Linked DNA regions of Homo sapiens: region 2 is linked to region 1. A link is an interaction called in ENCODE POLR2A ChIA-PET data of the cell type or tissue named here. Cell type or tissue: MCF 10A. All regions are shown on one strand. Links, peaks and the distances in the headings refer to the core of each region. The heading gives the core; the rest is flanking DNA.

What was found. ChIA-PET counts read pairs that join two places held together with the same protein. Peaks named below come from ENCODE experiments on the same cell type or tissue, not always from the same donor. Only the 100,000 strongest peaks of a DNase experiment are listed, where the experiment ranks them.
Region 2: POLR2A ChIA-PET joins it to region 1 with 6 read pairs; 1 of 35 experiments calls an interaction of 5 or more read pairs at or near these places.

Annotation. Positions count from the first base shown.
Region 1 is chr4:52,836,578-52,839,489 of GRCh38, forward strand. No RefSeq gene overlaps it. Among named protein-coding and RNA genes, the nearest start is that of RASL11B, 24 kb to the right of the region's middle. In MCF 10A, for the core only: no CTCF peak of the experiment used is centred there; DNase peaks (open chromatin) are centred at 1,324 and 1,834.
Region 2 is chr4:54,276,503-54,279,414 of GRCh38, forward strand. PDGFRA (platelet derived growth factor receptor alpha) reads left to right here. Exons shown (of 23, transcript NM_006206.6): 13 at 886-990; 14 at 1,394-1,504; 15 at 1,860-2,013. Among named protein-coding and RNA genes, the nearest start is that of PDGFRA, 49 kb to the left of the region's middle. RefSeq lists an enhancer at 1,654-2,177. In MCF 10A, for the core only: no CTCF peak of the experiment used is centred there; a DNase peak (open chromatin) is centred at 1,399.

The DNA.
Region 1 (2,912 bases), core at 224-2,723:
AGTGGCCATCTTAGAAACCAGTTACTACTTTCCTCAAAAAGAATCCAGAGCATGGTTAGGAATGGGGAGCAGATGTTACAAAACCAAAACAAAATCACACACAGACACACACATGCACGCACGCGCGTGCGCACATACACACACACACAGAGATATCTTCTAGTTTCCTGCAAGTGAAATGGGAAAATAATAGTATCTACTTTACATGGTTGTCCAGAGAATTGGTGGATTAGCTGGCTACATGGCACATTGTCAGCAATAAACAGATGTTAGTTATTATTGTTGTGGTTGTTCGTTAGGGTCATCAACTTGTTAGTCACCTTCTGGTTTAATAAAACTCTTTCCGTCAAGTTTCAATGGTGCTTTTGCCCTAACTGGCATTTGCTTTATTCACTTCTCACTGATTTCTGATCACACAGCTCTCAGCATCCACTGCAACTGTGGTTTCTAGGTCATTCCATTCCTTGCACAACCTTTGCTCCTCTTTTCCTGAAATGTATAAGCTCCTCCATGCTGCCTTTTCTTTTCTCAATTTGAATATTTATCTCTACACAATTTCTCATCTTATCCTTCATTCTTTCTTCCTGTGACCAAATGGCTTAAATTCTCACCTGGAAATTCTATCTGTGCCCCAGTGTTAACAGGTCTTAAAAAGGAAAAACTCTAAAATTCTTCACTGCCATTTTAAGCAGATATAGAATGTGGGCTTACCCATGCAAAGAGTAATACTTTTTACTATAATCTCTAACATTAAAGCATCATTTTACAGTTTATAAAATGTGATAGTTATTGAGTAGTATTAAGTACCAGTAACTCCTGGTAATGGAGTTACATCTATTTACATTCTAAGATCTTTTGCTGAAGTTGAATGCAGTTGAGCTCTCAGGAGTGCCATCCCAGGGGCTGGGTGATCTAGTCCTTTCAGAGCTTGTGGTGAGTCTAAGTGCTACTTCCACTATATCTAAAATCCCACAAGCCTACTCTAAGAATCAATTGTTTGCAAGATGGACAGTACACAACAATTCATTCACTCAGTTATTTGTAACCAACATTGTAAATGAAGCCACCAAGGACCTCTTACTGTGCTAGATGCTGGGGATATAACAAGGAATAAAGCTGACTCCATCCCTGTCCTCATGGAGCTGAGTTTGCAGGGCTAGGGCAAGGGGAAGAAGACATTCAACTAATAATGGCACAAATATTTTGTTTTGCGGTTTAGTTCTGGTTGTTGCAGAGGGAAAAGCAGCAGATGCTGGGAGAGTATTCTACAGAATCTCCAACTCACTTACTCTGTCTCACTTGCCCCAACTTGCCCATGCCCTGGCTGTTTCCCAGGCTCCATGACAGCGCAATTCCTGCTTGGTTCAGCCAGGCAGAGGCACTGACTGGAGGCAGTCTGACTGGAGACTGGAGGACAGGGCAGAAGGAGAAAAGCCAAGATGCTTCTGTTCCCTTTTCTTACTTGTGTTGGATGGTGTCCTCCCCATTGCTCCCCAGCAGCCCCAGCTGCTGGTGAGGTGGCTGTCCTTTGGTTGTGGTTTCTTTCTGGGACTCCTGCCTTGGCTCTGATTACACCATCTCCTCGCTTTGTCCCTTAAGCTGTGGGGTAGCCGCAGCTTCCTTCTGTTGCCTATTTCAGGTGGTCTCATCATCCCATTTGGCTGCTTGTCTCTTCCCTCACCAGTGTGACAAATTCCCTTGAATCAATTCCCTGTTTTAAATACAGAGTGGTTTCTGTTTTCCTAGTGGGACTAGACTGATATAATTGCTCTCTGTATTTTTTAACCCCAATGACTGCATTCGCTGCAATGTCTGTTCCTGTCGTGGAGCTGGGCTGTGGCTTTCTCACAGACATTGCCTGTCTTAGGTCATGGCAAAAGAATGTGGCCCAGGGCTGCAGGCAGTAATGGCTAATAGCACTGAGCAGAAAGAACTCAGGTGGGATCGGAGCAGCACTAGTTTTATTAATTTTTCCACCTTTGAGATGAGAAACCTATCCTAAAACCTCAAGTCTCCTGATTCTCAGCCCATTTCCTTTTGGAACCCACCCATTACCTCCACAGTCCCACCCATTGCCCGAGCCCATGGGATCATTCCACACCTACTCCCAGTTTCATCTGGCTTCATGGCCACCATGCAGAAATTATTTGTCTGCCCACCCCGTAACTTCCACCCTGAAAGTACTGAGGTTTCTGAAGTGCCCTGGGGCAGGTGAGAAGGGGTGGGGGCAGAGGTGAGGGGACAAAAGATGGGCTGTTATTTAAGCAGAACAGAGGTCTCAAGTCCAGGGGATCAGCTAGCAGCATGATCAGAAAGCAAATTGGGACTGGAGATCAAAGGGCGTGAAGCAGGGGCAGGAGTGGAGAGACATGTCTGGAGCTGTGTCCTCCAGCTGCGGTTCTCCTCTGTCTTCAAGCCCAAACCCTCCCAGGCAACTGCCCATTGTGCCAAGCAGTGGCAGCAGGTTTCAATCTAGTAATCTCTTTTCTTGGTCTGGAATTGCTTCTGGAGCCCAAGGGAGGATAAGGACCAGTCAGCATTTTCTACCAGATACAAATGTTTCTCTCATTTACCTCTTTGTGCAGAAAGCCTGACCTCCTCAGAAATGTCAGCCAGAAAAATCCACACTCTTCATAATCCTACAATTTCCCACTAATCAGATGTCTAGACAAGAACGGTCTCTGCCCCCTTTCCTGTTTGCAAATCTGCCTCGACAAGTTGTATCCTCCTGACAATACCGTTAAAATGTTCTTTATTTGCTCCGTGGGCCTTCTGAGACTTGGTTGCTGGAAATGCTATCAGTTCCTGGACCAATGCAATTCTCTTGAAATCGCGCTTTGATATTCCTCTGGTTAAATTTCATTCTCATGAGAGGAGCTCTGTTAACAAGGCAATTAGTACAGCTTTGAATA
Region 2 (2,912 bases), core at 229-2,728, 1.4 Mb after region 1:
TATCTAAGCTTTCTTTATTTTCCTGCCTATTTCCCAACAAGGGATGAGGAGCTTAGGGAGTTAAAAAGTAGTAAAATATGGGGAAAAGGGCATAATTCCCATTATACCAAGAGGCATTGCTGGTGAAGCAATACCTTTCCAGGTACGATTTTCAGTAACACAGACGTGCAGTAAGAGGCAGTGTTGGCTGTTAGTGTCTTTTATGAGCCAAGTCTTTTCCTGGCTTGGCTATCCGTGGTGAGACTGACACCCCGGGAAATGTTTCTCTCAGGGTGAGCTCTTTCAGGGTGGGACAACAGCTTCAGTGTCTTTACGTATGTCTCCTCCCAACATGAAGCTAATTGCTGTGCTCTCGGGCATGTTTAGCTCTTGGTAGAGTGGCTTTCCTAACAAATAGGGAGCAGTGAGCCCAGCCTGAAGTTTTTATTTAGTCACTCCTTAGAATCAGTGATATTTTGAATACTGAAGTATTTCCAGTGGCTAGTAATTTACTAAGACAAAAGATGCCCCTGTTTGCATATGGAAAACAGAAGGGGAGAGAGCCAGGAGGTGTGGGTGAGAGCCCCGAAGGCAAGAGGATCCCAGGGGCTGGCCCAGCACGGAGCTGGTAGACAGCGCGCTCACACCAGGGAGGGCTGCACCCTCCTTTCTCCCGTCTGTGTTTTCTTTCCCTTGCAAGTGTTATTCGACAAAAGCAATTATGCTAATTTCCTTCCCTGTGGGCTCAATTCCTTTTTTGACACGATGACTTGGAGGAGTCATTATGATTACTCCAAACAGGAAAGACACTCGCCCAGCTGTCCGCCCGCAGAGAGCTGGCTACGGTGCAGAAAGCTGAGGAGGCGTCTGGAGTTTTTGGGTGTTAATGATTCTGCCTGCCCACAGGTCGGGTCTTGGGGTCTGGAGCGTTTGGGAAGGTGGTTGAAGGAACAGCCTATGGATTAAGCCGGTCCCAACCTGTCATGAAAGTTGCAGTGAAGATGCTAAAACGTAAGTGCTCCTTCCTGGGGATTTTTTGAGCACGGGGATTTTTTGAGCATGGGGATATTAAGGGAATTTCTCAAAATCATGCAGCTAGTAAATAAGACATTTAGGACTAGGTCCTGATTATTTTGACTCCAGGTTTTATGTGTATTTAGATTAGGTTTATTTAGATTGCTCTTGCTGCCTGTATGTTGGAAAATTAAGAGCTTGTTATTTCCAGTGACTTCTTTTTACTAGAAAGACCAGGAATTAGTTATTAGCACTGAGGCCAAGTAGCTATCTGCTTCTTTTAGACTTCTGGTAAATAGAATGATATCCAATCACAGGATTAGTCATATTCTTGGTTTTTTTCTGAGAACAGGAAGTTGGTAGCTCAGCTGGACTGATATGTGATTTATTCTTTCAACAGCCACGGCCAGATCCAGTGAAAAACAAGCTCTCATGTCTGAACTGAAGATAATGACTCACCTGGGGCCACATTTGAACATTGTAAACTTGCTGGGAGCCTGCACCAAGTCAGGTGGGCTCACTGACCTGGAGTGAGGATTTTCACTGGACACATGTGGTTGTGAAAACTGTTCAATCAGGCTTAAATCCTCCACTCTCCATCCCCACACATGGCAGGGAATAGAAGTCCCTTGAATGGAGCTGACTGGTCCCTTGAATTGATGGAAGCTCATTGGTTTTTGAGCAAAATCTGTTGCCAGTCCAGTCATAGCCATTCATGGCTCTTTATTAAAAAAAAAAAAAAAAAAAAAAAAAAAAAACTTTTTTGGTATCTTATTTTTTTCTGTGCCATATGGTCTGCAGGACAATTCATGGCTTTTCTGTTCTTCATTTTCATACCCATCTCCTAACGGCTTTTGTCCCCATAGGCCCCATTTACATCATCACAGAGTATTGCTTCTATGGAGATTTGGTCAACTATTTGCATAAGAATAGGGATAGCTTCCTGAGCCACCACCCAGAGAAGCCAAAGAAAGAGCTGGATATCTTTGGATTGAACCCTGCTGATGAAAGCACACGGAGGTGGGTGCAAAGAGAGATGTTGCTGTCTATCATTATCTTACAGGCATCACAAATGGAAAGACCCATGTCCTGATAGATATCATGTCTGCAGATTCAGTGCCCAAGGTAGCAAGACTTAGAGTCAAACCACCCTGTCCAGTCTTTCCATGGTCATGCAGAGAGATGCATGATGTCTAAAGGTGTTTTGGACTGGGGTGTCACATGGGAAGGCCTTGCTGATAGGTTTGAATGAGAGTGAGTTAGAATGACTCTGGGAGCTCTTCTGCTATTTACATGTGATCCACTTAGACCTATAAAATGCAGCTCTGGCCAGGGATGCTTGAGTTCTGGAACCTTGCAAGAACTGTCTGTGGATCTCCAAGCTCGAGGTCCTTGCTGAACCTGGACCTATAAATGACGTCAATGATAGTGATCCCTACTGCAGAAATCTACAAGTGGCTATAAAGAACTCTGTAGGTAAGAAATTCTGTAAGATCAGAAAGTACAATGAATTCACTTCATAATAAATTACTTGGTGGACACCAAATGGGTGCTAAATTGATTGGGTAGAAGGAATTGTATGCCCAAGCCACATGGCCACACGGCTCAAGTTCCAACCAAGGCTTGTGAGTTGAAAAACTGAGAAAGAATAATGACAGACTTAACGTAGTGAATTCTTCAAACTTTAAGTGTAATGGACTTACAGGTCCATGGGAGCACAGCCCCACTGTCTTAGATGTGGCTCTTCAGGATGTGCGGGCTCCTGCTAAGGATGTGCAGGGAACTGGCTCTGAAAACAAGTGAACAGTAGTCATCATGGCAGCTGACATTTGTGGAGTCCTTTGTATGTGCCAGGTGCCATGACAAATATTCCGCTAGTCTTTCCCATCTTTGTCAGTGGGATCCATTCTACGTCTTCT